Regions from separate parts of the Homo sapiens genome. Here all the other regions are linked to region 1. The links are chromatin contacts, found by Hi-C in ENCODE. All regions are on one chromosome and are shown on one strand. The core of a region is the stretch at or near the end of the contact, and the rest is flanking DNA. Distances in the headings are between cores, read along the strand shown. Region 1 holds the start of BTBD10 (BTB domain containing 10). Region 2 holds the start of FHIP1B (FHF complex subunit HOOK interacting protein 1B). Region 3 holds the start of TIMM10B (translocase of inner mitochondrial membrane 10B). Region 4 holds the start of HTATIP2 (HIV-1 Tat interactive protein 2). Region 5 holds the start of TPP1 (tripeptidyl peptidase 1). Region 6 holds the start of EIF3F (eukaryotic translation initiation factor 3 subunit F).

Evidence for each region. Hi-C counts contacts between places; a loop is a spot of excess contacts on that map. Pooled maps may share reads with other maps.
Region 2: a loop to region 1 is called in a map of CD4-positive, alpha-beta T cell, with 8 times the contacts of the local background. The contact joins the promoter of FHIP1B here to the promoter of BTBD10 in region 1. A Hi-C loop is called at or near these places in 4 of 168 maps with a recorded cell type or tissue (CD4-positive, alpha-beta T cell, CD4-positive, alpha-beta memory T cell, CD8-positive, alpha-beta T cell and 1 more), 1 of 37 single-sample maps with no recorded cell type and 7 of 50 pooled maps.
Region 3: a loop to region 1 is called in a pooled map, with 16 times the contacts of the local background. The contact joins the promoter of TIMM10B here to the promoter of BTBD10 in region 1. A Hi-C loop is called at or near these places in 5 of 50 pooled maps.
Region 4: a pooled map shows a loop between it and region 1 (9-fold over the local background). The contact joins the promoter of HTATIP2 here to the promoter of BTBD10 in region 1. A Hi-C loop is called at or near these places in 3 of 50 pooled maps.
Region 5: a loop to region 1 is called in a pooled map, with 10 times the contacts of the local background. The contact joins the promoter of TPP1 here to the promoter of BTBD10 in region 1. A Hi-C loop is called at or near these places in 2 of 50 pooled maps.
Region 6: a loop to region 1 is called in a map of CD8-positive, alpha-beta T cell, with 12 times the contacts of the local background. The contact joins the promoter of EIF3F here to the promoter of BTBD10 in region 1. A Hi-C loop is called at or near these places in 3 of 168 maps with a recorded cell type or tissue (CD4-positive, alpha-beta T cell, CD8-positive, alpha-beta T cell and naive thymus-derived CD4-positive, alpha-beta T cell), 1 of 37 single-sample maps with no recorded cell type and 10 of 50 pooled maps.

What each region holds. Positions count from the first base shown.
Region 1 is chr11:13,461,676-13,464,655 of GRCh38, reverse strand. BTBD10 (BTB domain containing 10) reads left to right here and starts at 1,434. Exons shown (of 9, transcript NM_032320.7): 1 at 1,434-1,564. RefSeq lists an enhancer at 1,065-1,254.
Region 2 is chr11:6,232,906-6,235,885 of GRCh38, reverse strand. It overlaps FHIP1B (FHF complex subunit HOOK interacting protein 1B), which reads left to right and starts at 1,250. Exons shown (of 12, transcript NM_001098794.2): 1 at 1,250-1,342. It also overlaps a transcript of CNGA4 not described here. RefSeq lists enhancers at 836-915, 313-1,003 and silencers at 1,046-1,345, 1,526-1,575.
Region 3 is chr11:6,479,925-6,482,904 of GRCh38, reverse strand. It overlaps TIMM10B (translocase of inner mitochondrial membrane 10B), which reads right to left and starts at 1,404. Exons shown (of 3, transcript NM_012192.4): 1 at 1,350-1,404; 2 at 1,053-1,148; 3 at 1-860. The coding sequence starts at 1,388. The coding sequence ends at 684. It overlaps ARFIP2 (ARF interacting protein 2), which reads left to right and starts at 1,574. Exons shown (of 8, transcript NM_001376558.2): 1 at 1,574-1,674; 2 at 2,442-2,582; 3 at 2,837-2,933. The coding sequence starts at 2,484. RefSeq lists enhancers at 1,296-1,345, 1,826-1,945, 782-1,981.
Region 4 is chr11:20,362,252-20,365,231 of GRCh38, reverse strand. HTATIP2 (HIV-1 Tat interactive protein 2) reads right to left here and starts at 1,518. Exons shown (of 5, transcript NM_001098522.2): 1 at 800-1,518. The coding sequence starts at 994. RefSeq lists silencers at 1,169-1,311, 1,098-1,517.
Region 5 is chr11:6,618,172-6,621,151 of GRCh38, reverse strand. It overlaps TPP1 (tripeptidyl peptidase 1), which reads left to right and starts at 1,730. Exons shown (of 13, transcript NM_000391.4): 1 at 1,730-1,768; 2 at 1,885-1,956; 3 at 2,237-2,376. The coding sequence starts at 1,752. RefSeq lists an enhancer at 1,360-1,409 and a silencer at 1,960-2,009.
Region 6 is chr11:7,985,867-7,988,846 of GRCh38, reverse strand. It overlaps EIF3F (eukaryotic translation initiation factor 3 subunit F), which reads right to left and starts at 1,510. Exons shown (of 8, transcript NM_003754.3): 1 at 1,131-1,510. The coding sequence starts at 1,494. RefSeq lists enhancers at 1,216-1,265, 734-1,272, 1,273-1,812, 1,696-1,875.

The sequences.
Region 1 (2,980 bases), core at 185-2,684:
TGAGTGGAAACTACAGCAAAATACCAGAGTCTTTCTTTAGAAAAGGACAGCTTCTATTTTGATGTAAGAGTATGGCTCCTCATTAGCCCTAACTTGGACTACAGAATGACTTCTTCTGAGCAGAGCTTATAGGAGAAAATTTTGATAATAAATCAGGACTGATGACGTTTTTGTTTTTTGCCTGAGAATTTTCTCAGAGTTTCTCTGAGAAACTGTATCACAAAATTCCTATTAGATTGCTCTTATGTAGACAACTTGAAATTATTGGCAATTTCCAATTTAGCAAAATGTTGGCTATAATAACTTAGTGAATTACGACAATAACCCGTTTCTCTTAGGTTTCTGATATTTAAGTGTCCTTACAGGAGAAAGATGAAGTTATCTTATAATTGTCCAGCTCAACTGCTCATCTTCTTAGCATAAACACTGATTTGGAAAATACTTTGCGTATCACACGTAGGAGCCTGGGAATGTTCTCATCCGAACTAAACAGTGGTTAAAGGTTTTTCAACAAAGTTCTTGCTGCAATATCTGTTTTCATACCCAATTACTCAAACCAGGTCCTCTTCCTCTTTGCTTCCTCTCCTTGCAATGCCCTTCCCTCTCTTCCCTAAACTGGAGAACTTACTTATGCTTAAGATTCAGCGCAATTGTCACTCCCAGGTGAAGGCTTTCTCAACAAGGCCTCCCCGTCTGCTCCCAGAGCTCATGGCAAGCAGCTCGGCTTTTATCAGAGAATAATGGGATTATCTATTTTCCTGTAGGTCTTGCCCCGGGGGTGTAAGCTTCGAAGGCGGAGACTGTGTCTTTTACATTTTTTCCCGTTTTTATTGCCCAGCCAGCCCATGTAGGTGACTCTCGGTGTTTCCTAGGCGGCCAAACTGAAGGAGTTTCAGCTGGCACAGGGGTTCCCGCCAACCGAGCGTTTAAAAATAAGCAGCGGGGGACGTTAGGGAACAGAGGGTGTCCCTCACGACGACCGACTCTCATCAGGTCCACGCCGGCAGAAGCGATTTTGCAGTTTGCTTTGATGAGGAAAACGCTCTCCCTGAAGAGTCCCTGCACTATTTCTCCAACTCTGTGACCGAGACGCTGTCCACTTTTCTCTAACGGTGACAGGAAGTCAAGGGGAAAACGTGGGATTCAAAGGTTTGAAGGTAACAGCCCTCAGCCACTCGGGCTCGAGGCCCGCGGTTGACCCGAGCTGATGTCTGTGAGGAGAGGTCGCGCGGCGCCTTCCTCTCCACGCGCCTGAGATCCCACCCGTGGCCGCCGCGCCCTCAACTGCCTTCTCCTTCGGTGCCCCGCCCACCCCTGGGCGGAGAGCACCGTTCTCGCGAGAACGCTGCTGGCCTCGCCTCTTCGCATTGTGAGCTCTCGCGGTAAGAGGCTGAGGAGCCGGCCTGCAACCTGCCGGGGCGGCTCCGCTACGCGCAGCCGCCTCAGTGGCTTCCTCCACAGCCACCTCCGGAGGGATCTGGCTGAGGAGGAAGTGGAGGTGTCACTGGCCCCGGCCTTTGCCCCAATCTTGTGTGGGCACTGAAGGGGGACTACAGGTTCGAGAGTGAGTGGACTCAGCTGGGGAACTCGGCGGGGGCGGCGCGGGAGGCTGGGCTTGGCCGGGGCGAAAGAGGAAAGGGGCGGAGGGCGAATCTGGGCGTGAGAGCCAGGCTGCTGCGGCGGTGGTCTGGGCGGCCGGACCCTGCTCGGGTACCGTGGGTGGCGTTTTGGGCTCCGGCCACGAGCACCCAATTAGGAGAGGCCGGGATAAGACTTGAGTTTTGCGGCTGCTGCTTTTGGGTTGGGAGTCCGGGGGCCTTTCTCCGGGGATGAAGGCGATACCCTCATCCCTTTCCAGGGCAGAGGAACCCCGTGCCCCGCCCCTTTCCTGTCATCTCAGACGAACGCAGCGACATCCTGAGGAAGGCGCATCACAATAGGGGATAAGGTGGTGGGCAGCCTCCCTCTGGGTGAAGAGGAGTGAGACCCCACTAACGTGCTGCGTGGTTTTATGTTGTAACCATTTTACGTGTGGTAAAGCTTTGTTTTCTTAAAACTTGCACGGAAAAGGTTCTGATGTCTTTCTTCTTCAGATGCAGGTGCCCTGACACCCTTATCTTTGGGAATGGGGCGGGGGAAGGTGAGACATCGGTTAGTAATTTGTTAGTGTGGGCCAGTGTGACTGTCCCTGGGCCTCACAGATTTCCTGCTTCTCCTTTCTCAGTATTCTGAGTCCATGATGAAAAGTCACTAGTCCAGACATGCTGAAAGATAGAGCTTCACTTGCTTGTGGCTTTGTGCACTTAGTAAACAAGATTATTTTACGAAGATTTATTATCTTGCAGAGTTTTCATGCTTTTTATTTAAATTAGCAATCTAAATGAAACAGCACAGGATATTAATTGTATTTGGACAACTGAGTTCCTTCCCGCCCCTATCCTCCCAACCCCCCAACTACACAAATTTGATCAAAATCTTTTAGAGAGGGGGTTAGGGATAAATTTTCAATGAAAGAGACTGTGGAAATCGGAATAAGAGATATAATAAAGAATGCAGCCATAACGGCCAAAAGAGTTTCTGTATTAGAGAGCCTGTCCAGGATTGAAGTTCAGTCCTGAAACCCAGGACTGCAGTTGTCATTTGAATATAAAGCGGAAAGCAGTAGAAAATACTTGGGAAGGGATTTGAAAGTGGACCAAGACTGGTAAAAAAAAAAAAAAAAAAAGTGTGAGAAGAATTATTTCTGATGATGTAAATGTGTTTTATAAATTTTCCCAATATTTCTCAGCGTGTATGACCTAACAGCTATTATATTAATACATACAAAGTAGGAAGGAAGTTTCTGAAGCATGGAATGTGGTAAGGAACCACCAGAGAGTAACAGTGTTCAATCAGGAAAGCTTTTAGTGTTTCAACAATGTTTTTGTGTTCGTTCACCTTTTTTCTCACTCCCAGAAAAGCTTTCAGATAGACTTCTAAC
Region 2 (2,980 bases), core at 1-2,500, 7.2 Mb after region 1:
CTAACTGCAACCTCCGCCTCCCGGGTTCAAGCGATTCTCCTGCCCCAGCCTCCCAAGCAGCTGGGATTACAGGCGCGCGCCACTACGCCCAGTTAATTTTTGTATTTGTAGTAGGGACGGGGTTTCACTATGTTGGTCAGGCTGGTCTCGAACTCTTGACCTCGTGATCCGCCCGCCTCGGCCTCTCAAAGTGCTGGGATTACAGGCGTGAGCCACCGCGCCCAGCCGGTAAAGTACTTTTAAAACTACATGCCTTATCTGAAACTTCTATTTTTCTATTTTAGTTTATCTTACTCTTGCTTGTTTCCCAAGACTCGGCTTAGACACCGTCACCTCCCGGAAGTCTTCCCTAAGCTCCTTCACCGTACCTTCCTCTCATCCTCTATACATGCAAATCATGCTAAGTGCTGCTCCTAGGTGGCCCCCGTAGTAATGTACTTATTACACTACGCTGCAATTCTCTGAGGTCCTGGAGAGCAGAGGCCGGTTCTAATTGATCCGGAATCCAGCTGGGCATGCAGGCACTTATTCCGTGTTCCTTGACTAAGTGCTCAAGGGGTGACGGAGCAGCACAGCACAGCGGTGTTGGGGGAGCCAGGGGCAGTCACCGCTGGGGTACTAAAGTAGAGACCAAGCTATGCACGACGATGGAGCAAAATGAACTAGAGTGCCCGCAGTCAGCCCTCTCTAGGGCTCCACTTTTCCGCAGGCCCGGCCCACCTACTGATTCCTCCTCTCTTTTCGTGATAGCCTCGCCCCTCCACACCCACTCTTCCACTCCAAGCGTCTCCTGGAATCCATGGCCCCACCCCTTTCTCGCTCGTCTTTCTTCCGGCTCCATCTCTCCCAAGCCCCGCCCTTCTGATCTTTCCCTGCCTGTAAAAATCGCCTCTCCTTAGGTCCCGCCTTCTGCCCTCTGGTTCCACCTTTCCTTCCCGGGCTCCGCCTCCGCCCTGCCGGCCTCCACCTTCCCAGAGGCCTTCGCCTATGACACGCCGGAGTCCTTCTGAGGGGCGGGGTTTACGTACGAAGGGACGGAACCAAGAGGAGAGGCGGTGCTCCTCCCTCGGATAGCCGTCGGCGACCCCGCCCTTGCGTTTAGCCGTTGCCAGGAAACAAGCGTCCTTGCTCGGGTTTGGTCCGGCTCAGCCAATGAGCTGGCACGCCATTGCCCAGTCGTGCGACGCCGGGCGGTTGCGTGTGGTGCGCGGGGGCGCGGGCTGCGTGTGGCGCGGGGCGGGGCGCGGCTGGTGCGCTTGAGAAGCGATGGCGGCGGCCTGAACTCACCTAACACCGCAGCAGCAACCGGGCCCGGCCAGGTTCGGCGTTCCGTGAGTGAACGGTACGCATGGGCCAGAGGGCCTGGAGAGTCGTTTGTGGGGATGAGAGACTGGGAAAAGACGGTGACGGGTTTGGTTACTGTACTGGTTGTGAGGGGTTGGCAGGTGGTGAGGGTCCGGGTGTGAGTGTCTAAGATAGGGAAGGAGGGTGAGAGCTTACAGGTGAGTGGACAAATGAGGGGCTGTGAGAGGCTGGGTGCTTTCGGAGGTGCCAAGTTGAAGGGACTCCTGAACGCGGTTTACTAGGGCTGGGGCTACTGAGGGCTGGTGTGAAGGATACCCTGGGACTAGAGTGAGGGGTAAGGCCTGCGCGAGGAGAGAGAGAGTAAAAGGCGCAGGTGGGAGCCTGCGGGGTGGCGGCAAATTGGTGAGGGAGTTGAAGGCGAGGCATGGGAGGAGGGAATTAGGGCTTGTGAGACTTGGATAAAGGTGAGAGGTTGGTTCTGAGGCCTCCTTCGATGGACTGCCCTGTCCAGTGAGAGCAATAGTTTTAGACAAAGTAGGGCAGCTTAGATGGAAGTGTTGTGCACCTGACTCCTCTGCTCCCATGGACTTTCCATATTCTGGAGGACGAGAAAATGAAGGTGTCATAGGCAATAGTACTATGGTAATGAAAGTCATATTTGAGGCTCAGACTTCAACAGAGTAATCACAGAAACTTCAGTTCCTTCGAGTTCCTTCTCTGGACTGCATAGTTGAAGATGGGCCCTCTCATGAAGGGTTTTGCGCTGTGACAGCTTGTGTTTTCTCTCTACTTGCTTCTGGACAACCTTATTCCACTGTTGCTCCTTACCTGTGCTTAACTGTGGGTCTTTGATTGGATTGACCATATTCAGTTGCTAATTCTACTTTTATGGAGGTCATATGGTTTGCCCTATACAGTACTATATTTAGGATCCCAAACAGGATGGCCTTACTCTCCTTTCTTACAGTTGAATTTTTTAAAAAGCTAGTTTATATTATATTTAAAATGTGTGTTTGATGAGTTTTGACATGTGTACACATCTGTGAAATCATCATCAGTCTCAAGATACTGAACATTTTAGCCACCTGAAAATTTATCTCTTCCTCTCCACACCCTGTAGTTGGGTTCATCTTACTAGCATTCTTTTAGGTCCTCTTCTCCCCACCAACCCAAATGCACGTGAAATTCTGGAAAGTTGGTTTGGCATTCAGTGATAATGGCCACTTTCACACTACTAAATTTTCCTCTCTACTGCTAGTCAGCCATGGGGTTGGGACATCCTATTCTTTCCAGACTCAGAAAGAGTTAAGTCTTTCCTTAACTCTACAGTGGACAGGGAGAGACCATTTCCTGAGAATTAGACAGCCTCAGTCCCCATTCTTTTCCAGAGTCTTAGCTTCAGAGCCAACTCCTATATCCTGTGGTATATTCTCATTGCTTCTTTCTGGAGTCCAGACAGGCCTCCATATTGGTAGAACACTTGGCAACTTGCCCAGTCAGTCAGAACTTACAGTTCAGAGTTTAGAGTAGTGGTTCCTAAACACTGGACCAAGGACCCTGTACATGATAAAATTATCATCTATCCAAGATGGAGGGAGAGAAAGACAGTATGGTTATTCATGAAGATAAATTTATTCTCAGAGATTATCATTCCTATTCTTTTGGTGTTGCAGTG
Region 3 (2,980 bases), core at 155-2,654, 7.0 Mb after region 1:
AGCCCTGTGGTTTTTTGATCCGTTGTACTTCGATAGCTCCTCCTTTCCCTAGATCCAGCAGAACTCTAGACATGTAAGACATAGTTCACAAAACAACAGTTATGAACCAACAAATACTTGGCTCACGGTTATGAGCCACTGAAGTCAGTCAGACTTAAGGACAACTAGACAGAGCTCCCATTTTCTGTCATCTGGGCAGGAACCAATCTCCTGTTGTATAAAATGACCTTCTGGTACTTTCTGGAATCTTGCTTCCTCATCTGTTAAGTGAGGCTAATACCGCTTACTCATAGTTTTGTTGTGAAGATGAACTAAGAGCATGACATATTACCCGTTTTAAAATTGTACACACAGACCCTGCTTTAACCAGATGCCTGCAAATGCTCAGGTTTTCCTTCTACATATAGAAAACAATTTCTCAGCTGCCAGGGCTGAAGCCAGCAGATATGCACTAAACGACAGAACAACGGATTGTGCCAATAAAGTAGGCAAAGCTTCCTTGCCCAGAATATAAATCAAACTGAGTAAAAACTGGGTATATTGGCTCCAGGAAAAGGAGCAAGGACACCCAGCTTTCAGGCAACCTCGAATTCTCTCTGTTTAGGATTCACCAACCCCAAGGTCCACCGGGTCCTTCAATCTGAGGGTCCATCCAAGGCCTTCCTTCCTGGGGTTGGGTATGGCTAGCTGCCTGATGGAGAGACCCCAGGCTGTTCAGCAGCAACGCCTGGCACAGCCGAGGCAGCCTCGTAGTCTGCGATGCGGCGCTGTACCAGGGCAGGCATGAGCTGCACGTAAGCGGCCATGAGGCGGTGGTTGGAATGGATCAGCTTCCCAGCACAGCTGTGCAGACAGGCCTCCTAGAAGGAAGATAGGGTTTAAGTGGAGGATAAAGGTGCCCTGTCGGGTCCGCCTCCTTTCTTCCCCATGCCCAGCCTAGGGGTGAGGGTCGTGGGAAGGCCAGGGCCAGAGGTACGGGAAGTGGGGTGAGGAGGGAAGCAGTCTACCGCTAAACTCTTCTTGCAGCGTAACCTCCCTACACAGTTCCCCACCTCCTCAGCGTCCAGAGCTCGGTGGTGCAAGCTGGGCACACAGCGCTGGAAGCAGAGTTCTGTCATCCGATTGTAGACCAACAGGAAGTCACGCAGCTGAGAGAAAAGGGGGACCACAAACTCAGCGATAAGGGCCCCACACTTCTAGTCAAGGTCGCGCCGCCCAAAGTTTCCCAGGCCCGCGCGCCATAGCCCGAAGTTTCCAGCCCTCAAATCCCTGGCCCTGTGGGGTTCCCGCGATGTGTGCAGGAATGCGAGCTGAACGTCTGGCCTCGAAACGACTTAGTTCTCACTTACGTTTCGCAGTTGCTGTTGCTGCTGCTGCTGCCGCTCCATCACGCCACCGGCGCATGCCGTACGCCACTTCCGTTTCAGCTTCTCGGTGCCGCCCCGGAAGTAACCTCTCGCTGATCTCGAGAGCTAGCTCGAGTATCGCCCTGCCCTGGCTGCGACGTCAGCTCCGCCCTTATAATCTGCGACGTGGCCGGCTTCTTCTGCCCGGAGAGGACGTCATTTCCGCCGAGTCCCTGACCTGCTGCTAGGATCGCGACGGGAACTGGAGCCCGAGGTCCCCGCGCGGCCCGGGCCTGGCGCCCTGAGGGGAAGAGCGGCCCGGCCCGAGGTGAGAGGAACATGCTTGGGCGACGGGAAGTTGAACGCACAAACCTGTCCAGAGGGCAAGATGCCCCGAGCCCCGGGGAAGGATGAGGACACACCTGATGTCCAGGTGTATGGGGGTGGGGGCGGGGACTCACACACCTGGGAGACATAACTGACTGTGGAAGGGTCACCGATATCCTGGGAGAGAGAGGCTTTTACCAGAGACTGGGAACATACACCCACTGATCTAACTAAGGCCTGGTGGGGAGGGCCCGAGGAAGACGAGGTGTATGAGACGGAGGAGGGGAGACCCCCTGAAGGAAGGGGGAAGAAACGCTAAAGGAATGTGAAAGGCCAAGCAATGGAGAACAAACCTGAATAGGGGGGTGAAGACCTGAGCCCTGGAAAGGGTTCATCTCCTCAGCATAAACACGCCTGCATGGAGATAAGTTCTAAGAGAGCAGACTTTCCCTCTTCACTGTTGTATTTTCATTGTCACAAATAGTGCCTGACACATAGTAGGCACTCACTAAATGTCTGCTGAATGAGTGTAGAAATAATCACCAGAGTCCTGGTGAGGTTGGGGGCTTGTGAGAAGACACCGTGCTTTGGTGTGCCTGTTTCAAATGTGCGTTTTGGAGGGGAGAAATACATATATCTGAAGAAAGGAATGATGGCCAAACGCTGGGACACTCAAACCCTGGGACAGCCTTTAAAGAAATGACAGAGGAGGCCTCCTTCTTCTAGAGTGCTGGCCAGTGTCCAGAACTTCTGTGTTGGGCTTTGCAGGGTGCTGGGGTGGAGAGTTTTACTCCAATACCTTTCCTAGCCATGACGGACGGGATCCTAGGGAAGGCAGCCACAATGGAGATCCCTATCCACGGGAACGGCGAAGCCAGGCAGCTTCCTGAAGATGATGGGCTGGAGCAGGTGCTTCTGTTTGATTCTTCTAATTGTTTCAATTTAGGAATCCAATTTATAAATCCTAGGTTCTCACCCTCCATTCCAGTAGCCTTCCCCTGACTTATCTGACTCCCTTCATTCTTTTTACGTATCATTTTGATTCTGTGCAGACTTCCCTTGTGTACTATCTTTATGATGCTTGAATCCAAACTTGTTCCCACCTCCAAAATGCTTCTGCAGCCCCTATGTTCCTGAAGCAACCCCTCTTCTCTGGCCTATAGGACCTCCAGCAGGTGATGGTGTCAGGACCCAACCTCAATGAAACCAGCATTGTGTCTGGTGGCTATGGGGGCTCTGGTGATGGACTCATCCCCACAGGTATGAATGTTCAGAAACAGGAATCTTGGGTGGAGGAGGGGACAGGA
Region 4 (2,980 bases), core at 269-2,768, 6.9 Mb before region 1:
GCATCATCTGAGGTCAAGAGTTCGAGACCAGCCTGGCCAACATGGTGAAACCTTGTCTCGTCTCTACTAAAAATACAAAAGTTAGCCAGGAGTGGTGACGCACGCCTGTAGTTCCAGTTACTCGGGAGGCTGAGGCAGAAGAATCGCTTGAACCTGAAAGGCAGAGGTTGCACTGAGCCGAGATCGTGCCACTGCACTCCAGCCTGGGGGACAGAGTGAGACTCCGTCTCAGAAAAAAAAAAAAAAAAACCTTTAACTTAGAGTGAAGGGAATATCCGATTTACAGACACAAGCCTGGGAAGTCAGGCAGGGCAAATTCTTGTAAGTGAATAATCCCACCTTTCACTGCCATAGACCTATCTCACTCTGCAAAGCAGTTTCAGAATCCCTGACAATATTAGTGTGAAGTGCGCAGGTTGACAAAATCAGCAAAGTGGCTGAGAAAATTCTCAAGGTCACCAGGGCTGCCTCTAGAATACAGCTTGTATGACCCTGAAAACAGTGCTCTTCTGTCTCACCAGCCCCCACCCCCATTACAACCCAGACCCAGCTTTATAGGGTTGCAGATGGAGAGAAGGGCTTTGCCCAAGACCACACAATGAGCGGGAGGGAGGCACACCTGGGCTACAATCCAGGAGTCAGACTTCTGGGAGGGACTCTCACAGACCAATCTTGGCCAAGTTTTGATGGCCTCTCACTACCCCCACCACTGGCAGGGCAGTATTCAGCCTTTAGGCATGAAATATGTTCACCTCGCAGAATCCTGGGGGTCCATTTGAGTCCCAGCTGAAATACCCACCACATTTTTATAAGCTTCCTCGTCGAAGGTGAGCTTCCTCCGGCCAATGAGCGTGACTTTGGAAAACAGGCCCTGCTCCAGGATTTCCTTTAAGAGCACTCTGCCGGTTTCTCCGCTGGCGCCCAAAATAAAGACGGATTTATTCTGCATCCTGAAGTCTTCCCGAAGCTTCGACAGGGCTTCTGTTTCGGCCATGCTGGGGAAATAACATCGACAGATGCCGGTCTTAGGGTGTCAGGGGACTGCCAGTCCTTATCCCGAGGAACAAGGGCTGTTTATCTGTTAGGGAGGAGGATATTGTTCTCCGCAGTCCGGGCTCTGGGGAAAGTGCTGAGTCACGTGCGGGGCGCGGCTCCCCGGCCATCGCCCGCACCTGAGCCAGCAGACCCATCGGAAGGGGCCCGAGCTGGAGGGTGCGCCCAGGTGCCACAAGCTGCTGGCATCACTGGGCATACCCCACGGTATCCCCGGCCCGGCCAGGAGACCTGGCCCAGCTCGGTCCCATACGCGGAGGGGTTACCTGGGGCCAGCCCCCGGCCCCGGGTCCTCACGACGCAGCAGGAGCAGGGCGGCCGCCAGAGCAGCCGCCGCCGCCGCGCTCAGCGCCGCAGGCCCGGCCATCAGAGCATCCCACCTTCCCTGGTCGGACCGGGGGGGTTGGAGGCGACGGAGACAGCGCCTACCCGGCTTGGTCTTCCGGGTGGCCTCGCGGCGACGCTGCCTCGCCCCGCCCACAGGGGCGGGACCTGGAGACGAACTCCTGGCACCCTCACAGGCGCGGGGAAGGTGACCCCGAGAGCACGTGCGCGGAGCCGCGACCCTTCCTAAGTTTGGAATCTGCAAGACCCTCTTCCCGCGTTTTCCCTCACCTGCTGGGCTCAGCTCACCCAGGCGCCAGCTAGTAGACTTGCCAGACTTGATCTTCAATGGTCCCCCCAGCTGGAATGTCAATTGTATATTGGCCATCATCTCAAATTCACCAAGTCAAAAACTTAACCCTGCCTACCCAACCACCCCAAACAGGAATAAAACAAACCTATTCCTAGCCTCTCTTGGGTGTCACTGTCCCTACATAAACATACACACACACACGCACACACACACACACCTCCTTCTACCCTGTCAAGTCAGAAATCAGGATTCCTTTGATTCCTTTCTTTTCTAGCCTTTCCACACTACAGACTTATCAAGTCCTGTTATCCCATCTGCCTTACAAATATTTCTCCCATGTAATTCAAGCTCGCATCATATCTCCCCAGAATAAATGGTCTACCTGCCCAGGTCCTGGCCTAATTCATCACCTAGATGGTTGAACCCGGGTGACCTTCCACACCTGTGATTCAGTCTTCCTAGCCCAGATCAGTGGTTTGGGACACAGGTATCTACACTGGGCCTGTCCTGGATCTTGGAAGTCCTGAACAGAGGTTAGAATGACAAGCAGAAATCTGAATAATTTCAGATTGTTCAGGTTTTGTTGGGAACATTGGTCATTTGGGGGCCCCACCTCCCATCTAGAAGCCAATGAAACACATTGCCTCTTCCATCTCCATGGGAGTTATTATATGTAGGCTTTGCCTAGGCTCAGCAAGCCAGAGGCTCACGCATAGGTTTTCAGTTTTGGAGGAGTAATGAAAAGATGCAGTGAAGGCCTGAGATATATGTGGGTTGGTTGGGGCAAGGGTATAGGATTATGGCATCATATGATCCACCAGCCATCTGATGGTCTGATCTTGTCTTAAATTCCTGCCTGTTTTCAGAGACTGTTGTGAATACAGTACTTCCTGTTATTCTTCTGATAAATTCCTGTGCTGTATAAGCTTACCAGATATATTCTGTTGTTTGCAATAAAAAAGCTTGATTAATATAGAGCAGTGTGGTTCATTCCCCACTGGCCTGTCACAGTGCCTGGACTCTTCCCTTTGAGTTCCTAAAGGTTTTCTACAAGAATGCAATGTTAAACCTTGTCAGCAAACACTGTCCTAGTAATTCATTTATCAAATCTGTCACAGAAATTATTCATTGTACCCTGTCTATTCTTCCCCTTTGTTTAAAATTGTGGCATAATTAATATACAATAAAATGTACAGAACCTAAAGGTTCTGTTCCATGATTTTAGGAGATTGTATATACACCTAAATAACCACCACCAAAAACAAGATATAGAGCATGTCTGCCATCCCT
Region 5 (2,980 bases), core at 481-2,980, 6.8 Mb after region 1:
AGAGGCCAGCAGGGCCTTGAGAGGGATCAGTTGGGTGGGAGAGGGGATCTTGGGGATGAGCAGCTCTGGGCCCGAAGTTCTTAAAATAAGTTGGGGTGGGTACAAGAGCAGTCAAGTGGTTTATTTGTTCTTCTTGGGGGCCACTAAAAATCCACATTGTAAAAAGAGCTCAATTTGTTGAGCCTTTGTCATGTCAGGCTCTCTGCAGGTGGCTGCCTTGCTTAATCTCAGTGTAAATTTTCACAGTCATACAAAGGGATTTGGGAACCACTGGTGTTGCCTGTTCTTTGGGGAGCCAGGCTGTGAGGGAAAGGCAATTGGCCAGTGTTTGAGAAGTTCATGAGATTGAGGAAATTAGAAAAAAAAAAAAAAGTTGTGGTCAAAGGGAAATGTTTCTGAGCATGATGCTAGTAAATACAGCTCTAGGATCCACGCTTAGTGGGAAACTGGAGGGATCAATGGACAGAGAGAAGTCAGATTAATAGGAGTGAGGAAAAACAATGGCTTGAAAAAACAGAAGGTTATAGTCTAAGAAAGCATTCTATAATTATAATTTCAAAGGTAGAGCAGTTTTGAGAGATAGCAAGCCCAATGCAGCCATGGGACTGGTTTGCTTAAGTGAAGTGAAGGTAATGCTCACTGGGTTTAATGAGATGAAGAAATGGAAGGTTAGGGTGTTGAATGGGTCTTTTACCTAGATATTTTGATCATCTAGGTCAAATGATCGCAGGAGTTGGGATGGACAGAAAGGTGAAGTGCCATAATCTTCAGTGTGGGAATATAATCTATAGGTTAATGGAAGCCAGTGGCCTGTAGGACAACAGCAGGAGTAGAGGGATCTATCTAAAAAGTATTGAGGTCAGAACAAGGGATTTCACATGAGTATTGGATTAATGGTTTTGGAAGTTAAAATGACACTGCTGACACCATCTTCCATATGGATTTTTGGGGGGAAAAAAAGGAAGACTGGAAGGGAATTGAATCCTCAGGGTTTTAACTCTCATTGAAAATCCTCTTGTAATGACCCCAGTTGGAAGTAGTAAACTCAGACCTCCTTGTGGGCTTTGAGTTACCATTAGAAGAAGCAAAGGTCCGTTTCCATTTTATCCACCTGAGCCCACTAAACAAGATGCAAGATTCCTCCATGGCCCTTAGAACAAAGTTGATTTCCTTGAAAACCTTGGGAACCCATAATAAACAGGACCCCAGCTGATTGTAGATCTCCTGGGAAGCTACTTAAAACTGGAAACTGATTTGAATAAAAGGATCCTGGTCTTGCAAAAGCTTTACTCTGTTCATAAATGTAGTCGTAAAATGAAGACAAAATTGATAATATGGGGACATAAAGGATAAAAGAGGAAAAAAATTTTTTCACTGCAATCTTTCGAGGCAGATCACTTTTATATAAGTCTCCATATTGTAAATGCAGAAACCTAGGCTCTGAGAGGTTATTTTGCTGATGTCATACAGCTAGGAAGAACCCCAGTCTGTGGGTCTCTACAGCCCACTCACTTGTGGTGATTCCCAGGGGACCAGGCTCAGGACGCAGGTGGGGAGCCCTGGGCTTACTCAGTGCTTGACTGGCCAGAGGGGAGAATCCGGGTGGCGGCCCCACCCTTGCCTAGCATTTGGGACCACCCATGCAAGGGAGGAGCCAGTACCGTCACTAGTTACTAGGCAGAGGGGTAGTGGTGGTGGAATATAGAGCTCATGTGATCCGTCACATGACAGCAGATCCGCGGAAGGGCAGAATGGGACTCCAAGCCTGGTGAGAAATTGAGAGGGCTCGGGAGAAAGGGATCACGTTGGAGGGAGCACACATTGGGAGGGTGGGAACACAAGGACAACGTAGCTCCCACTGAAACCCACCTGCTGCCCCTACAGCCTCCTAGGGCTCTTTGCCCTCATCCTCTCTGGCAAATGCAGTTACAGCCCGGAGCCCGACCAGCGGAGGACGTGAGTTGACTTAGCACAGACTGCCCCCTTCCCCATACCCTGTTCTGCCTCCCACTGTCCTGGTCCTAGCTTCTCTCACCCCCGTGCCAGCTCCTAGTACGCACTCCATAGCTTCATCTCTATGTTCCTAGCCTCAGTCCCCTATCATTCACCTCATGTGATCTGTATCTGCTCCTAGGATCCTCCCCAAGGTCTCAGCTCCTAATCTGGAACCTTCCATGACCAATATTTTCCATCTCCACCCTAACCAAAGCCATGTCCCTGACCCCTGACCCTACAGGCTGCCCCCAGGCTGGGTGTCCCTGGGCCGTGCGGACCCTGAGGAAGAGCTGAGTCTCACCTTTGCCCTGAGACAGCAGAATGTGGAAAGACTCTCGGAGCTGGTGCAGGCTGTGTCGGATCCCAGCTCTCCTCAATACGGTGCCTTTTGGGACTGAGGACAGGATGTGGGATGCGGTGGAGGGACACAGGGCTGGGTTGGGCATGGGATGGCGATCATGTCAGAGCCTGCCAAGACACTTGTGTTCCTCAGGCTAGAAACCTAAAAGGGGATGTGGTTCAGTATACAGGCTTTATGATCAAATACGAACTCAAATTCTGACTCTGCTACTTACTAGCTACCAGGCATCTAGTACAACTTACGTTCCTTCCCCTACCCTCAAATCCATTCTAATTTCCTCTTTTGTTCACATACTAAGGCTGCCAGTTCTAACTCCCAAAGAGCCTTTGGATTAATCTCCTTCTTGCCGTCTTTTGTTACGACCAACTCCGTTATTTATTCCCACTCCTGGACTACTGCCCAGCTCCCCAGCTGATCTGCAGTCTCCTCCCTCCACCCCACCCCTCACTGTACTCCCCCACTCTGCTTCAAAACAGTCTCTCCAACAGTCAAAATGGATTGGTTCCTTCTCCTGGTTAAAGCCCTTCACAGCAGGGGGAGTGTGTGCTTGTGAACTGCAGAGGCTGGGGACGGGGCAGTGTGACACTAGTGTGCATGGCAGGAAACAGTGACTCACCATCGTGT
Region 6 (2,980 bases), core at 261-2,760, 5.5 Mb after region 1:
CATAGTCAGAAGTTTTTAATTTAGCTCTCACAAAGACTAAGTCTAAAGTAGCTCCTGACAGAACAGATTTTAGGTAATCTGCCCCAAGTCACATGGCAAATGTTTTGTGAGGTCTGCTTACAAATCTTGTCTGCTTTGCAATATACCAACTGTCTTCTATGGTGTAAGAACTAGTAGATGTTCAAGAGTATGAAAGAGAAAGAATGCTTGTAAATAAAGTGGATTCACAAAGCTATTTAAAATCTGGCACTAAGATGGAATGGAAACGAATTTCATGGGACCAGCATAGTCTCCAGAAAGGAATTTATTATCAACAATCCCTCTTTAGTGCTTTTCCATTTTACAAACTACTTTAACATAAAATATCTATTCCCCAAATTTGGAACACAGGCAGAGAATGGGTCATTTTTCGACCTGAAGGTTAAGGGCAGAAATATAAACAGATAATACAACTGTTTGCGTCCAAATGCAAAATGGGGGAACAGGGTTTCTCACATTAGGTACTAATATTAGGGGACACTGAGGGACACAGATCAGGCTCAGACGTTTAGGACAGCAGAACACTATAAAATCCCAAGCGGGTTCCAACCAAACCGGTTTACTTGTTGGGAGGAATGTTTTTTTACAAACGTCCCCACTCCTTTGACAACTGGTTAGAAAACTTTGTCAATACCTGGAAAACGATGACATTTAGTCAGTGGATAAGGGAGAAATATGTGGTCACTGGTATAGGGAGTCAAGGGTTCCTGACTTCCCACTCGGCGTGTGAACTCATTTTTGGTAGATGCAGCCCATCATACTTGCCATAAACTGCTGTTTATGTAAAATGTAAACCACTGGCATAAATGTAAACCACTGGCATAAAATATTCAGTAAATGACACAACTACTCCTTGTGTATTTTATGTCGCTTAAAGTGACAGCAATCCGGCAGGAGAGAGAGGAGAGATGCAAGTGCTTGAGAAGATAAGTCACAGCAAAAGGTAGGATGCAGATATAGATTAAGAGGTCATTGGGGATGGGAGGAAAGGACGGTAGGACACCAGGAATTAAAGAATTAATGAGTTAGGGGAGTGAGATAAATGAGAAGTGGGAGGAAGAAAAGAATGTTAACTTTCTCTGACCACTCACCCAACAGGGTCCCGATAACTCGGGCAGCACCCTCGTTGCGTCTCTCGTAGCTGTCCACAATGGAGGCCAAAATGACTGGGTGCAGCCTGACCACGCGGCCGCCGGGGAAGGGCCCTGGAAGAGCAGGACCAGGCAGAGCGGGCGCTGGGGTCTGCGCTGGAGCTTGCGCTGAGGCCGGGGTCTGGCCAGGAGCCGCAGTTGCAGCCGCTGCTGCCGCAGGGTCTGAGGATGAGGCTGGAGCCGCAGCGGGAACCGGAGCCGCAGCCGGTGCTGGCGTTGGCGCTGGAACTGAGGCTGGGGCCGCCGCCGGGACTGGGGTTGGCGTGGCCGGAGGAGCACTTACTGGTACCGCCGGTGTGGCCATCTTGTCGAGAAAGAAGGAGGCGGAAGCGGAAATGACAGCATTCATGAATATCAGGAGCTTGATAGGCTGAATATACACCACGTGAGCTAGAGCTTTTTGCTGATTGGTTACTGGTGATACTTCTCGGAGCACTGAAATAGTCCCGCCGTTGGTAATTTCTTCTGGAATTTGTGCGCTCTGCTTTTGGCCCGAGGAGCACTCAGGAAACCCTGGGCTAAGTAGTTCCGGGTAAAACTTGGGACGGCGTTCGAAGAGAAACACTTTGTGCAGCTGCCGCCAGGTGGAACCAGAAAGCAGCGCGGAGGTCGAAATTCGTGTTTTAGACTTAAATGAGATAATGGATGTCAAAGTGCCTTTAAAAAGGATTTTAAGGCCAGGCGCGGTGGCTCACGCCTGTAATCTCAGCACTTCGGGAGACCGAGGCGGAAGGATCGTTTGAGCCCAGAAGCTCGAGGCTGCAATGGGCGAGAAGGAGAACTTAGCTGGATTTCTCCTGCTGCTTTGAGAAGAGACTGGAGGGTGAGGGGAGGTGAGGAGAGGGAGGCGAGAGAGGGAAAAGCAGGGAGACCTGCTGGGAGGCCACTAGGTAATCTAAGTGAGAGATGATGGTGGCTGGGACCAGGCTGGTAGCAGTAGAAGTTCTGAGAAGTGGGAAGATTATGGATATATTTTGAAGGTAGTTTCAATAGGGTTTCCTGAGAAATTGTATATGAGGTGTGAAAGAGAGGAGTCAAGGAGGACTGCAATTTTTTTTTTTTTTTTTTGTACTGAGCGATTAGTAGGATGAAGTCACCATCAATTGAGATAGCAAAAGCTGTAGGTAGAGCAGGTTTTGGGGAAAAGATCCTGATTTCATTTCTGAATGTGTCACCTTTGAGATGTCCATTACACATTCAAGTGGAGTTGTAATAAGGTGTATAAACTAGTCTGTACTTTAGGAGAGGATTATATGAGGTATTGCCTTGTAAAGCTCTTAGCACATGCCTGATATACAGTAGTTATTAAGTCATAGCTATTATCACTATGTGATGGAGGGAGCTCTGACCATAACCCACTGTGTAACTTGGGGCAATCTACAAGTTTTTTCTGAGCCTCAATTTCCTTCTTGGTATAATGGGGTGATAACATCTGCTTGTAAAGACAAAACAAAACACCAAAAAAACTGTCAACTCCCTTAATTAGGTCAAGTCCTAGTGTCCAGCTGGCAAGTGGATAGGTGAGGTTGAACTTCTTATCCCTGATTCTGTGCCCAAGAGTTGATTTCTCCTTGGAGAAATCTTCCATTATTAGAATTCACATGACGCTGCTCCCCTGTAAATGCTCTGTGTAGACATGCATTCTTTCTTTCACCAAAACAAAGGTGAACAGCCAAACAGAAGAAGATTGAAAAGTAACTCTTGGATTTGATGACCTGGAGTCTTTAGCAACCCTAGTAGAGCAACGTCAGTGGGACTGAGGGTGGGGTGGGCACAGAAACTAGAAATCT